2 separate regions of the Homo sapiens genome follow, and region 2 is linked to region 1. Evidence: read pairs that join two places in POLR2A ChIA-PET (ENCODE). Cell type or tissue: MCF 10A. All regions are shown on one strand.

Evidence for each region. ChIA-PET counts read pairs that join two places held together with the same protein. Peaks named below come from ENCODE experiments on the same cell type or tissue, not always from the same donor. Only the 100,000 strongest peaks of a DNase experiment are listed, where the experiment ranks them.
Region 2: POLR2A ChIA-PET joins it to region 1 with 5 read pairs; 1 of 35 experiments calls an interaction of 5 or more read pairs at or near these places.

The regions. Positions count from the first base shown.
Region 1 is chr2:119,280,604-119,288,603 of GRCh38, reverse strand. It overlaps a transcript of C2orf76 not described here. Among named protein-coding and RNA genes, the nearest start is that of STEAP3-AS1, 36 kb to the right of the region's middle. In MCF 10A, no CTCF peak of the experiment used is centred here; DNase peaks (open chromatin) are centred at 4,463 and 5,273.
Region 2 is chr2:119,815,840-119,823,839 of GRCh38, reverse strand. The region is part of intron 2 of PTPN4 (protein tyrosine phosphatase non-receptor type 4); the gene reads right to left. Among named protein-coding and RNA genes, the nearest start is that of PTPN4, 60 kb to the right of the region's middle. In MCF 10A, no CTCF peak of the experiment used is centred here; a DNase peak (open chromatin) is centred at 3,319.

The DNA.
Region 1 (8,000 bases):
GTCCTCGATGTCCTCTCTCTGGGTCTCTTTGTCTTCATGAGTTTATGTTTGTATTATCCCCTTACTCCCATCTTAATGGGGTTTTCAGAGGAGATGATGTAAATGAATAATCAGCCTCTCATGTTTAACTTTGGAAATCTGCTTGCTTGCTCTCTCCCTTACTTTTTTAAAATTGAAGTATACTGTAATCCCAGCACTTTGGGAGGCTGAGGTGGGTGGATCACGAGGTCAGGAGATAGAGACCACGGTGAAACCCCGTCTCTACTAAAAATACAAAAAATTAGCTGGGCGCAGTGGCAGGCGCCTGTAGTCCGAGCTACTCGGGAGGCTGAGGCAGGAGAATGGCGGGAACCCGGAAGGCGGAGCTTGCAGTGAGCCGAGATGGCGTCACTGCACTCCAGCCTGGGCGACAGAGTGAGACTCTGTCTCAAAAAAAAAAAAAAAATTGAAGTATAATTTACAGATGGTGAAATGCAAAGATCTTAGATATGCAGTTCTTTGGGTTTTGACAAGTGCACGACCCACATCTAAGTCAAGATGCAGAACATGCCCACCACCCCCAAAACCTCCTTTGTGCCATCACAGTCCCCTCTCTGCCCCTCTGTCATCACCCACCACTGCCCTCTGTCATCAGCCACTACTGCTGTGATTTCTGTCACCATAGGTAAATTTGGGCCTTCATTTTTGAATATTTGAGGGTAATGTATATGGTCCAAATCACTCTCCCAACACAACCAACTAACTGAAGACCAACTCTAATATTATAAGAAATTGGAATTTAAGTAAGAACAATGCCATTTTATTTTAAACACACACAGTTGCGTCCAAATCTAACCTCTTCCTTCAGGAGTAAGGAGAGAAGATGTGTTGTCTTCTAGAATTTCCTTCATAACCAGAACTTCATGTCAGTTAAAAATTTCTGCCATGAAAAAAAACTCAAGGAATCAAGAAAGAGCCTCAATGTCTTCGAACAAATATCACGTCTCCTCAGATCTTCCATGTCATATTCCCCTTTGTTGTTCTCAACAAAAACAGAGACTTCCCATCTTAAAAATGTATATGTGATGTCTTATTAAAAAAAAAAACATGTTATTAGCCCTGCTTTCAAATAACCCTCTAAAGTTGTATACTTGAGGGCAGAGGCCCTTGTGGTGGGGTTGTGGGAGAGGGTCTCGGGCGGTGTGTATGTATGTACATGGGAACCTGTGATGGTGAGCTGGTGGGGACTGAGGTGTGATAGTTGCCTGGTTTCTGGCTGGTAGGCACTTCCATTATGTGGATATTGCATATGTGACAAAAGCCATATTTCAAAATTTCAAGTATTTTTCCAGCAAGGTCCAGCAAGCTCTGCAGGACAAGCCATCAGAAGCGAGACTGAGCCAGGCATAAAACAGCCAGCATTTATCAAGTGCTTGCCCTGTCAGGCCTCACTAAAGCACTTTGCAGATATTTACTCACTACTGCTCACAACCCCTGTGAGGTAGGTACTAGTTATCTGCATCTTACAGATGGGGAAGGGGCACTTGGAGGTAAAGTGACCTGCCCGAGGTTTCCCAGCTCCTAAGTGATGGAGCCTGCCAGAACCAACCATCAGGAGGGACTTCGCAGGTGAAAGAAGGTTCTTCTGCTCACTGGGGGTACTAAGAAGAAATTCCTAGTCCATAGCTGGAGCAAGTGAAACCCTTCTTTGCCTTTCACTACTTGCTGATACCTCCTCAACAGAAGTCAGCTCAGAATTGCTGGAATGAACATCTCATGAGAACGGCCTCCCCTTCCCTTCCCACCGCCATTGCCCTGCTTTGGGCCTCATCATTTCTCATCCTGACCGCAGAGACACTCTCCCGTCTGGTGTCCTTCCCTGCAGACTCTCATCCACCGAGTCCAGCCTTCATGCCGCTGCCAGAGTGATCTTTTAAAAATGCAAGTCTGACTGCTGTATCCCTCCCTGTTCAGAACCATCGGATGGGTCCTTGTTTCCTTCCGAATCACGAGCACACTCTGGCATGGTGTAGTGGGGCTTCTTTGGTTTGATCTCTGGCTACATCTCCAGCTTCTCCTCCAGCTATGGAATTTGGCACCTCCTCCTGTCTCCCCCAGCTCTCCCCTGTCCCCTTACCCTGTTCTCTCTGGGCACACCATGCTGCCACTTTCTCAGACTTCCCACTCTGGTCTCTGAATGTTCCACCAGACTAGCATTCATCCTGGGAGGCACAACCAAGGACCATCTTGTCCTTAAGGTCCTTTCCATCCCACCTTCCCAGCACTTCACAGCCAGGAGACTGGTCCCTGCTCTCCTTTTCATCCTGCTGTGTGCTGGCCAGTCCTCTGGAGCACTGATCACACACTGTGGCCTTGCTTTTTTTTTTTTTTTTTTTTTTTGAGATGGAGTCCTGCTCTGTCACCAGGCTGGAGTGCGGCGGCATGATCTTGGCTCACTGCAGCCTCTGCCTCCTGGGTTCAAGCAATTCTCCTGTCTTAGCCTCCCAAGTAGCTGGGACTACAGGTGCCCACCACTATGCCCAGCTAATTTTTGTATTTTTAGTAGAGATGGGGTTTCACCATGTTGGCCAGGATGGTCTCGATCTCTTGACCTCGTGATCCGCCCGCCTTGGCCTCCCAAAGTGCTGGGATTACAGGCGTGAGCCACTGTGCCTGGCCGGCCTTGCTTTTTTATATACTGACCTTCCCCAAACGATGTGGCTCTCCCTGAGGTTGAAGATCAGGCTTACTCTTGCATCTCCATGGCCTGCACACACTGGGAGTTGATAAATGCAAGGGTCTGTTATTTCTGCATGAATGAATGGATTCACTTTCCTTGCTATACCATATACTCTTCTAAAAGTTACCAGGCTTTCTGGAACTTATATTAAGAAATTCAGATACCAGCAATAATATCCAGGTAACTCAGCCTCTGCCCAAATTGCTTGATGAGATTACCTGTGTCTCAGCACTAGGACCACAATTTTGGTTTCTTTTCCATTTTCTCCATGCCCTGACACAGTGTTGGATATCCACTACCTGTTTAAAATATATGTGCTGATTTGAGTTGGTCAGGTGTTGGGGGTGGGATACGACAGAGAAAATGGGGTCCCAGCTACTGAGGACGCAACACATGAACAGGGAAACGGGACAGATCCTCTTGGGAAAAAGCCCCACTGGGGCCAATTCCGGGGCCTTTTCCTCCACAGCCCGCAGAGATGCCTGTGCACTTCCCCCAAGAAGCTCCTCCAAGTTACGTGACCCTGATGAAGGTCTTCCTTCACCATATGATTTGTTACAGGAAAAATAAGGAAGGAATTTGGAAGCAGTTAAGGTCACTTTGTGCCGAGACTATCGCACTATATCATGTTAAATAAAATGTCAGGTGATAGTTATTGAGTCATTCTTTTCTAATGGTTTTATGCACAGTAGATAATTTTATTATCTACATATGATTTGGATTTGAATAAATTATCAGATTGTTAAGAATTTAATAAGAATATGTAAATACATTTGTATTCCCTATTTAAGTCAACCTAAGAATGAAATGATGAGAATAATGGTATTTTGTGAGGATGGTGGGGGCTTTTTGGTAGATGACCTCCTCTGATCTCCGCCACAATCCTGGAACACAGATATTACATCCCCTTCTTACAAATGAGAAAACTGAAGCTCAGACAGGTTAATTTGCCTAAGGTCTCCCATCCCAGAATACGGGTTCAAATTTTAGAGGTTTTTCACCTTATGCTACCTATAGATATTCAAATCTTAATTTATTCACATGAAATGATGGGTTAAATCGTTTACAAAATTATCAACCATAAGATTCTGTTGACAAATACCCATGAAATATTTACTTTTAAAAATGTCCTGTCCATGCATATGAATTTCAGTTTTAAACATGAAAAGTATTTTAGCTTTTAGGTTGCAAAAAAAAAAAAAACCAAAATCCCAAAACAACCCACCCACTATATGGAGAGTATACAAAATGAACACAGGCTGATGATGTACATCAGTGTTTCCGTATAGTAACAGGAAACCTGGAACGGTATTTTTGGGGTGGAGGTAATTTGGTAATGTATGCCCAGATAAAAATTATGCAAGCCCGGTGATCCACTGAGGCCTCTTGGGGGCTCTATGGGTGCAGTGACAGGGACGCAGGAGTGCAGGGAGGGGCTCTGGGTTGCCAGAGACCTGCTGTGGAGAAGTTTTCTGCCCTCAATAAGCCCTACAACTGTACACAGTTTGGTTTGAGTCCTATTTTCATCATCCGCAAAATTAGCCTACTTATGCCTTTGTGGTGTGTCAGCATTGAATATTGGGGTGTCGGCCAAGTGCTTAGCCAGGAGCCTGTCTGCGGCATGGCTCAGCCAGGCGGGATGTGACATTCCCTCGTGGTCAGTGAGGCATGCTGTCCTGGCTATGACGATTGGGAGGATGTGAAACTGAAGCTGGGTGCTGGCGAATCATGGAGGCAGCTGGGAACCTCAGTGTCTCAGGCTCAGTTCCTCAGCTGGGAATGAGAAAAGGGTGTGGCTTAGGAGAGGGGTAAGCCTGATGTCTAAAACCGCTTTCCTCTCATGGGTGAGCAAGTTGAAAAGCCAGATTCTACCAGGGAGGTGGCACAGGACGCCTTGGCTGTGCTCCCGGATGTGTGGGGCTGTTTCATCACACAGTTGCATGGGACTTGCTTGTGTGCTCAACTTTCCGGGATGTCCTGAGACTGGACTTTCCAGTTTCCAAGATTCAGTCCCATTGTCAAAGCCTAATATCTGATTTTTTGATTTGATTATATGGTGTAGAGAAGTGGAAAAATCCTCAAGTTTGGGTCATTAAACATTGTAAAATAGGGCCAGGTGCAGTGGCTCACACCTGTAATCCAAGCACTTTGGGAGGCTGAGGCGGTTGGATCATTTGAGGTCAGGAGTTCAAGACCAGGCTGGCCAACATGGTGAAACCCCATCTCTACTAAAAATACAAAAATTAGCTGGGCGTGGTGGTGGGCGCCTGTAATCTCAGCTACTCCAGAGGCTGGGGCAGGAGAATCGCTTGAACTCAGGAGGCAGAGGCTGCAGTGAGCCAAGATGGCGCCACTGCACTCCAGCCTGGGCAACAGGGCCAGACTCCCTCTCAAGAAAAAAACAAAAACAAAAACAAAAAAACCAAAAGAACCATTGTAAAATAGAAATGGATATGGGGAAGAGAGAGGGGGAGAAGGCAAAGCAGGAAGGAGGAGGCAGGAAGGGCAGAGCTGGCACCAAGGCAGGCCCTGGGCTGGATGCCCAGGAGTGTGGGCAGAGGGGGTGCAGCACTGAGAGGCGGACTGGAAGCTTCCATTGCCAAGCTCATGACAAAGAATGGGAGGCAGGGAGGAGGCCCACAGATCTTGCTGAGTGCTAAGCGCCTGCACCCCTGCCCCGAGCTACACCTTGGTGCCACTGTTGACAGTCAGCCCAAAGCCTCCAGGGAGATGTTCACCAGTGTCTCTCAGGGACTTGGGCTTCCTTCCCACCAAGGAAGAGGGAGAGAGACTAGGGCTGCCCTCCACTGTGAAGGACCCTGCTAATTATTCATGACATCCCCGCAGAGTGGCTGGACTGCCACAGCTTCCCCTGTGCCCATCCTCAAAGACAGCCTCAGAAGTGGACATCCGTCTTTCAGGAGGGGCTTAGAGGAGCTCTCCCAAGGACGAGCATGTTGTTTCCCCCCGCAGCCTTGAGTTTTGAAGAGTGAAGCGGGGGTGGTTAGTGATTCTAGGTTTAATGCTTCCACCCGATTGCCCATTTCATCACACTCCTCAGTATTATGACATTTGGATTATTTTTTAATCTTCTCTTCCCCTTTTTGTTGTTCTGCTGTTGAACCGATTATGCAGAACTGTGTGTTGATGTCTCTGTGGCACCTTCCCTCCAGGGATGCAGCTCTGTTTTCCAAACACCCCGCTTAATCCTCTTAGGAGGGAGGATGCACCGGGGTGCTCACCCTGTCCGTCAGGGCCGGCAGAGACGGACGCTTTACAGGTGTTTGTTAACCTGGACCATGCTGGACGGGAGGCTTGGAGGCACCAAGATGCCAAATCTCTTACCCATCCCTCCAGCCAGGCGTCTCAAGTGGCTAAAGAATAAATGCATGAAAATTAAGAGCCAGCTCTGCCTGCGAAAGAGAACAGGAGCAAGCTGGCTGTTGGCTGTCATCTGGAGTCACCTACTGGGAAGTGCCGAATCACCCCAGACCAAGGACAGGAAGGAGGCTTGGTGAGTGACAGTCCCACCCTGGCAGCGCCATGAACAGCAGTTCAAAGTGAAAACAGACTCCCTGCATCAGAGCCGACCTATTGGTATAAGAGATTTCACTTGCAGCCCAGCGGCGTTTGTGATAAATAGATCCACATAGGATTGCCTGGTTTCATTTTTCATGTATGTGGGCTTCTCGGGACACCTCTCACTTTCCCAACTTTTTATATCTTTTTTTTTTTCTTTGAGACGGAGTCTGGCTCTGTTGCCCAGGCTGGAGTGCAATGGCATGATCTCGGCTCCCTGCAACCTCCACCTCCTGGATTCAAGTGATTCTCCTGCCTCAGCCTCCCGAGTAGCTGGGATTGCAGGCGTCCACCACCACACCTGGCTACCAATTTTTATATCTTAATGGCCTTTCCAGAACTTTCCAGAACATGTACAACATGCTCCTAGTGGGCCTGGGGATGGTTGAGGGTGGGTAGCGCAGTAAGACAGTTACTGTTACTTCAGTTTTCTTTCAGGTCTTCTGGTTGAGTGAGGAAGAGGTTTCAGTTTGGTGATGGCAACGTCCTTAAGACTTCACTTGCTTCCCTCTCTCTGTTCTTTTGAGAGCGGGTCTCCACCAAGCATTTTAGCAGGTAAAAAATCTAGCTAGAATTTAATCATATTATTTTGTTTTTATTTATTTTGAGGTTGTAACTGCTTTAAGGTCTTATAGCCAGTAATAACGGTTTCCTATTCATGTTAGGATGTTTATTTAGCAAACGCTTATATAGCACTTACTCTGTGGAAGATCTGTTTTAAATACCTTAAAAAGAGAAACTGTTTTTTCTCTCTCTGTCATTCTCATTCTCTCTCTCTCTCTCTTTTTATTTTCTTTGTGGTAGGGTCTCACTCTGTCACCCCAGGCTGGAGTGCAGTGGCAGGATGGCAGCTCACTGCAGCCTCGACCACCCTGGCTCAAGCTATCCTCCCACCTCAGCCTAAGAGAAACTCTTGGAACGGAAAACCAAATACCACATATCCTCAGTTATAAGTGGGAGCTAAATGATGAGAACACGTGGACACAAAGAGGGGAACAGCAGACACCGAGGCCTACTTGAGGGTGGAAGTTGGGAGGAGGGAGAGGAGCAGAAAAGATAACTTTTGGGTACTGGGCTTAATACCCGGGTGATGAAATAATCTGTACAACAAACCCCCATGAGATGAGTTTTCCTGTGTAACACCGAACCTAAAATAAAAGCTAAAAATAAAATTAAGTTAAAAGAGAAGCTGTCATTTTTCTCATAACCTAATTACAAACCTATGTGGTAAGAACTATAATCACCCTCATTTTATAGCTGGGGAAACTGAGGCAAGAGGAGGTTAAATCGGGTTAGGAAGTAGTAGAAGTGGTGCTGAAACCCTGGCAGTGTGGCTCCAGATTTTGTGTTCCTTTTTTTTTTTTTACCATTTTTTTTTAGAGATAGCGTCTTGCTGTCAGCCAGGCCGGAGTGCTGTGGTGCAATCATGGCTCACTGCAGCCTTGACCTCCTGGACTCAAGTGATCCTCTCAACTCAGCCTCCTGAGAAGCTGGAACTACAGTTGTGCACTACCAGCTTGAGTAATATTTTAAAAAAATTTTTTGTAGAGATGGGGTCTCACTATGTTGCCCAAGCTGGTCTTGAACCCCTGGACTCCAGTGATCCTCCTGCCTCCCGGATTCCTGTGATTACAGGCCTGAGTCCCCATGTCTGGCCTGGATTTTGTGTTTTTAACCTCTGTGCTATGCTGCCTCTCCATAG
Region 2 (8,000 bases), 540 kb before region 1:
AAGCTAGCGAGGGAAGTCATGCAACATCTCTTTCAACAGATTCTATTGGAAGAAAACGGCACTCATAAAGGCTCACCAAGGTTCAAGTAAAGGGAATACAGCCTCTCTCTCTCAGTAAGAAATATTTCGAAGATTTTAAAACCACCACTGAAATCTTCAGCAAACACAGAATTTGAGTTGTGGAAAGATATCCAAACTAGAGATAACAGATACCACAATCTTCAGCAACCACGAAATAATTGAAAGTGAAAAGATACAAAAGACAATAGTAAATCCTCAAGGAATACTGATATGTAAGAAACAGATGGGCTGGGCACGGTGGCTCACGCCTGTAATCCCAGCACTTTAGGAGGCCGAGGCGGGTGGATCACGAGGTCAGGAGATGGAGACCATCCTGGCTAATATGGTGAAACCCCATCTCTGCTAAAAATACAAAAATTAGCCGGGCGTGGTGGCGGGCACCTGGAGTCCCAGCTACTCGGGAGGCTGAGACAGGAGAATGGCGTGAATCCGGGAGGCGGAGCTTGCAGTGAGCGGAGATCGAGCCACTGCACTCTAGCCTGGGCGACAGAGCGAGACTGCGTCTCCAAAAAAAAAAAAAAAAGAAACAGATGAAGTATATCCAGAATGTGATCACAGAGAAGAGAGCTTTCCTTGAAATAAGGAGCAGTACCAGTTTTTAAAGCTCCTAGAGGTCAAACAAAATGAGCCTTGATAAACTGATGAATTTCTTAACTAGATAATAATCACTGAGGAAGCAGTTACAGTAAAAGAATAAAGGTTGAGATAAGATTGCAATATTTAGGTGCTTGATTACAAACTGGTTAAGGTGACTCTTGTTATAGTCCCCAAAACACATGTAAAATAGAAATGGGGGGAGAGGCAAACTTCAAAAATAAAAACTTGATTTTAATTAAAATACAAGAATGTGACTTCAAATGTCATGGCAAACCACCATCCACTGTTGTTAGTCTTCTAAAGGAAAAAGAATTAATAACTTACTGTTCAAAAATGCTTAAACCTACAGTTAAATGTGATGGACTGAAAATGTGTTTACCTTTACTCATTCCTGAAAGCCCACTAATTTGAGGGGGAAAAAAAAAGAAGGAATGTACTAAAAACATAAAAACCACAAGAACAACAAAAGGAGAGAAGATATCGGCTAAAGAGATACTAACACACAGGCCGGGTGCGGTGGCTCACGCCTGAAATCCCAGCACTTTGGGAGGCCGAGGCAGGTGGATCACGAGGTGAGGAGATCGAGACCAACCTGACCAACATAGTGAAACCCCGTCTCTACTAAAAATATAAAAATCAGCTGGGCATGGTGGCACATGCCTGTAGTCCCAGCTACTTGGGAGGCTGAGGCAGGAGAATCACTTGAACCCGCAAGGTGGAGGTTGCAGTGAGCTGAGATCACGCCACTGCACTCCAGCCTGGGCAACAGAATGAGAATCCATCTCAAAAAAAAAAAAGGGGGGGGGAGGGGATACTAATACACTTTGGAAGATAGAAAGCATGTGGAAGAGACAGCAGAGCTAAACACCAAATACCTGCAGAGAAAGATATCAACAGGAAGCAAATCAAATATACAGAAAGGCTCAAACATTGGAGGATAAGTGTGAGAAACAGCAAGATAAGGCATGAGGCTAAAAATGGGAAAGGAAGGTTGAAGATCCATGTAGGGAACAGTTGTGTCCCTCAGTTCTCAATCCCATACCTCCCCTGAATTATTCTAAGATAAACTGAAGTGGCTTCAAATCTAGGGACATCAAGCATAGTGGAAAGCAAAAGAGTGTCATATTGCAAGCTGGTGGATTTCATGCACAATCTACATGAAATTTAAGCAAAAAAAAAAGTGAAAAGGAAAACACGTTTTAAATGTCTACAAACAATACGTCATACATAAACAATCAGGAATTGAAATAGTATCAGACTCCTCATCAGCAATATTAATAGAAGGCAATATTTTCAAAACTCTGAGAAATTATTTCCAATCTAAAATTCTCTACCCAAACTATCAATTAAGTCTAGGGTAAAACTTAAGACATTTTCAAAAACGAAGGATATAAAGAACTAGCACACATCCCACACAAGATATTCTTGATGAAGAAAAATGAAAGTCATCTCACAGTGATTCAAAGTAAGTGATGTCAAAAAATACAGTGAATCCAAAGTTGTAAATTAACCTAGTGCTAAAATTAAGTACCTATTTAATGTATCAAGTGCCTATCAACATCCAGATTTTACATGAAAAAATTAAATAATTGCAAAAGAAAGCCAAAACTACATGCTCTGAAGTTTATCATAAACAAATCAAATGAATCATCAAAAGGAAATGTCTGCACATTCAAAAAAAAAAGTGTCATAATACTATTACTAATTCCTCACATAGTACAGCTGTCACTTTTCTTGGTGGAAACCAAACTGATACACTAAAAATTATAGAGGCCAGAGGCGGTGGCTCACACCTGTAATCTCAGCACTCTGGGAGGCCCAGCTGGGCAGATCACGAGGTCAAGAGATTGAAACCATCCTGGCCAACATGGTGAAACCTCATCTCTACTAAAAATATAAAAATTAGCTGGGCATGGTGGCAGGCGCCTGTAGTCCCAGCTACTTGGGAGGCTGAGGCAGAAGAATCACTTGAACCTGGGAGGCGGAGGTTGCAGTGAACCGAGATCACGCCACTGCTCCAGCCTGGTGACAGAGTGATACTTTGTCTCAAAAAAAAAAAAAAAAAAAATTATGGATAGAATTCAAAAGGTAAATGGAAAAACAGAGTCATAAAATGTCACTAGGAATAATATTTAAGAGGAAGAGCTACTATACTGAATTACCAAGAGGATAAAGGAGTTTCAGGATAAATATTTTCAAAAGTAAATCTTGCTATGTGTGCATACATGTATACGTGTATACATATACACATGCAAGTCCAGCTTTACATACACACACATGTGTGTATGTAAAGCTGTGTATATATATATGTAAAGTATACATATATATATGTGCAAGTCCAGCTTTATTTTAAACATTTGGAAGCATAATTATTAAGTCTAATTATTGAAAAGAATGTTAAATAATAAGGGCAAAGACTCAAATAAATGGATATTACCTTTAATATGAAACCAAATTCCTGATATACAGATACTGAACTATCCAATTTGAGTTAGGAATAAACATTATGAATGGTGGGTTCAAAGATAAGATGCAATTTCTTCTCTAGAGTATTATGATCAGCAGAGCACATCCATCAACATCAACACCAACACCAGCATCTGGGCAAAGAGCCAGACCTTCCAGGTCTTCCCACCAGGGCTTCCTTGGGGGATTCTTGAATCCACATGGGAATCAGGACAGACAATTACCCAGGGGAAGCAGTGAGGCAGCAGAGAGTGAGTCATGTAGCTTCCTTATGTGATAACTATAACTCTTTCTATGCTCACCAACTCCATTCCAATGAATACTGAAAGTTTCTTTATGCAAGTACTAGGAAGAAAACAGAGCTATGTCATACATCCTTTCCCAAAGAACAGATCACATCTATCACAGATGGACATGCTATTAAATGAGCTTCAGGAGAGACATACAAAGCACTATGATGGCAAAAATATTTAAATGATTATTCCCTTCAAGAATATGAAATAAGTCAAAAGGCAGCACATTTAAGAGCCAAATAGGCCAGGCACCGCGGCTCATGCCTATAATTCCAGCAGTGTGGGAGGTCGAGGTGGGAGGATCACTTGAGACCAGGAGTTAGAGACCAGCCTGAACAACATAGTGAGACTTCGTCTCTAAAGAATTTTTTAAATTAGGTGGTCATGGTGGCGCATGCCCGTAGTCTCAGCTACTTGGGAAGTTGAGGTGGGAGGATTCCCTTGAGCCCAGGAGTTCAAGCCTGCACTAAACTATGGTGGTACTACCACATTCCATCCTGGAAGATAGAGCAAGACACTGTCTCTAAACAAAACAAAAAAAACAACAGCCAAGTATTCCTTACACACTGTGAATACAGTAGAGAAAAAAAGGGCATAGGCTAAAATATTTATGAAATATTTTTAAGATGCTAGATATGTAAACAAACAAAAAAGTTAAATAATTAAGCATTAATAATTTATCAGCCAAGGACAGAAGCTTCTCTGACAACGGCTATGCCCAGATCAACTTGTGTGAAGGTGCATCTCAAATGTTGCAGATGAAATCTTCTAAAATATCAAATCCATTAGCCCAGCTGTTTAGGGTTCCATCTTTGGAAAGCAAGGGCCATTTCGATTTTATAAGATGAATATATTTACTATTATTAACTGAGATCTAAGTCCTATTTGGCTCAACTATCTGGGTCAAGTAAACAATGAATCAGAAAATACAGCAAGTAACATGTTAAATGTTTCAAATCAAAATTCACTGATTATATAATGAGATACGTTTTCATATTTTAAAATAATGAGGATTTGGGGTTCTGATCATATAGAGTAGCTGGTATTGCAATATTCTCCTGTTACAAGCATCTATAAAAACCGGACCAAATATAGACCAAATAAAACATGTATGTAACATTTACAAGCAACAGATACCAACCAACACAGGGCTATGATCTTTGGGAGAAAAGGGCAGATGAATCAAGTCTCACGCTGGCTTTCTCCTTGGGGGCACCTGCCAAACCATACTGTGGAGAAACAAAGCCCAAGCAGACAGTGGTAGTCCTGCTAGGATAAGAAAACTAAAATTAATGTTTGGGGTTGCTATGGTGCCAGGGTTTTGGGGATAGGTTATTAGAACTGAGAAAGTGAAAGGAAAAAAGCTATAAAAATACACATGAAATTGCCCTTTGGTCCTTACTTGCTTCATAGGATGTGCGTACACAGGGTTAGAATTTCTAGGAGAAAATAGCTGTTAACTAAACAGAGATTTCAGAGGTTGTGCAGTTCTGAGAAGGTGTGGTCCAGGCTCGGAGGAGAGATATCTTGATGAACACCTTAGTCACTTAGTTGAGACCCTAGACAAACTCTGTCCTAGGAGTAAGAACAAAGGTGAAACAGACCTATCTTAAAAAGCTTAAAACTAATCTCCATAAGATCAAAGTAATCTGCTGGCTATTTAACTGCCTGCCATAATATAATTCACTATTATTTAGAGGGACTTAATAATCCAGAGCTCCAACAAATAAGAGTCCAAACCTTTCCTATAAAGGGCCAGAAAGCAAATATTTTTAGGCTTTGAGGACACATAGTCTCTGTTGTACATTCTCTTTAAAAACAAACAGAGGCTGGGCATGGTGGCTCATAGCTGTAATCTCAGTGCTCTGGGAGACTGAGGTAGGAGGATTGCTTGAGGCCAGGAGTTCAAGACCAGCCTGGGCAACATAGCAAAAACAATAACCTTTAAAAATGTAAAAAACCATTCTTAGCTATAGGCCATGCAATAACAGCCAGAAGGCTGGATTTGGCCCATGGCCATAGTATGTTGTCCATTACTCTACATTTCACTCACTATGTTCAATATACAACGACAAATTAGCAGATGTGTAAAGCAGGGGAAAGTGACTGACAATCAAGAGACAAGACAGTCAATAAAAACAGATTTAGGGGTGATGTAAATATATGTGTAGACAAGGAGGCTCTAGCTTACCACTCCTATTCAACATAGTATTGGAAGTTCTAACCAGGGCAATCAGGCAAGGGAAAGAAAAAAATGGTATCCAAATAGGAAGAGAGGAAGTCAAACTAACCCTGTTTGCAGTTGACATGATCCTATATCTAGAAAACCCCATAGTCTCAGCCCTCAAGCTTCTTAAGCTGATAAACAACTTCAGCAAAGTCTCAGGAAACAAAATCAACGTGCAAAAATCACAAGCATTCCTATACACCAACAAGAGTCAAGCCAAGAGCCAAATCAGGAATGAACTCCCATTCACAACCGCCACAAAAAGAATAAAATGTCTAGGAACACAACTAGGCAAGTTAAAGATCTCTGCAAGGAAAACTACAAACGACGGCTCAAAGACATCATAGAGGACACTAACAAATGGAAAAACATTCCATGCTCATGGATAGGAAGAATCAATATCGTTAACATGGTCATACTACCCAGAGCAATTTATAGATTCAATGCTATCTCTATTAAACTACCATTGACATTCTTCAAAGAACTAGAGAAAACTATTTTAAAATTCATATGAAGCCGAAGAAGAGCCCAAATAGCCAAGGCAATCCTAAGCAAAAAGAACAAATCTGGAGGGATCACACTACCTGACTTCAAACTATACTACAGGGCTACAGTAACCAAAAACAGTACGGTACTAGTACAAAAACAGACATATAAACCAATGGAACAGAACAGAAAGCCCAGAAATAATGCTACACACCTACAACTGTTGAGAAGAGCAACCCCAAGACACATAATGGTCAGATTCACCAAGGCTGAAATGAAGGAAAATATGTTAAGGGCAGCCAGAGAGAAAAGTTGGGCACATATATCCCAGAAATTAAAGTATTAAAAAAAAAAAAAAGCAATGGGGAAAGGATTCTGTATTCAATAAATGGTGCTGGCATAACTGGCTAGCCATATGCATAAGGCTGAAACTGGACCCCTTCCTTAAGCCATATACAAAAATTAACTCAAGATGAATTAAAGACTTAAATGTAAAAGCCAAAAGTATAAAAACCCTGGAAGACAACCTAGGCAATACCATTCAGGACACAGGCATGGGCAAAGATTTCATGACGAAGACAACAAAAGCAATTGCAACAAAAGCAAAAGTTGACAAATGCATTCCCTTAACTCAGGTCTGTTCACACAGCTCTATGGCAACTTCTGAGATAGGTCTCAGCTTTCAAAAGAATTCGAGCATTACATGGATCTGTGACCCATTTGTGAATAAACCAGGTGAATCAACTTTGTCCGTGCTAGAAGAGAATCAACTGCTTGAGATTGCAAATGATGGTGGCCTTATAAAAGTATGTTTGAGACAACTTCACATCTCCGTAAATTCCAGATTAAAGTCAAGGTGGAATATCCTGAGATTGCTACAACAGCACTGAAAAGCCTGCTTCCATTTCCAACATCCTATCTTTATGAAGCAGTGTTTTCTGAAGTGACAGCAACCAAAATGAGATTATGGAGTAGACTGGACATAAGCAACACACTTTGGGTGTCACTGTCTACCATCACCCCCAGATGGGACCATATAGTTGCAGGAAAACAAGCTCAGGGCTCCCACTGACTCTACATTATGGTGAGCTGTATAATTATTTCATGATATGTTACAATGCAGTAATAACAGAAATTAAATACACAATAAATGTAATGTGCTTGAATCACCCTGAAACCATTGCCCCACACCCAAGTCCGATGAAAAATTGTCTTCCATGAAACCGGTTCCTGGTGCCAAAAAGGTCGGGGACCACTGCCATAGATTATAGATTTTTAATTTTTGATTTTTGATTTATTTTTCAGAGACAAGGTCTTGCTATGCTGTCCAGGCTGAACTCAAACTCCTGGGTTCAAACAATCCTTCCACCGCAGCCTCCTAAGTAACTGGGACTATAAGTGCCTACCGCTGTGCCTAACTAAGATTTTAATACTGTATCTTTACCATACCTTTTCTATGTTTAGATACATTTAGATATACAAATACCATCATGTTATAATAGCCAGTTCACTAACACGCTGTTCAGGTTTGTAGCCTAGGAGCAACAGGCCATACCATATATCCTAGGTGTGTAATAGGTTATACCATCTACATGTGAGTACACTCTATGATGCTCAACACAATGATGAAATCACCTAACGACACATTTCTCAGGATGTATGCCTGTTGTTAAGTGATGCGTGACTATACTTAGAGGAGCACAAGGGAATCCTTTTTATTGAGAGAGATATTCAATGCCTTAATCTGGTGGTACTGCACAGGTGTATACATAAAATAATTCATTGAGTTATATAATGAAGATCTGTGTACTGCACTGTTTTGTGCATTATACATATTACAAAAAACAATA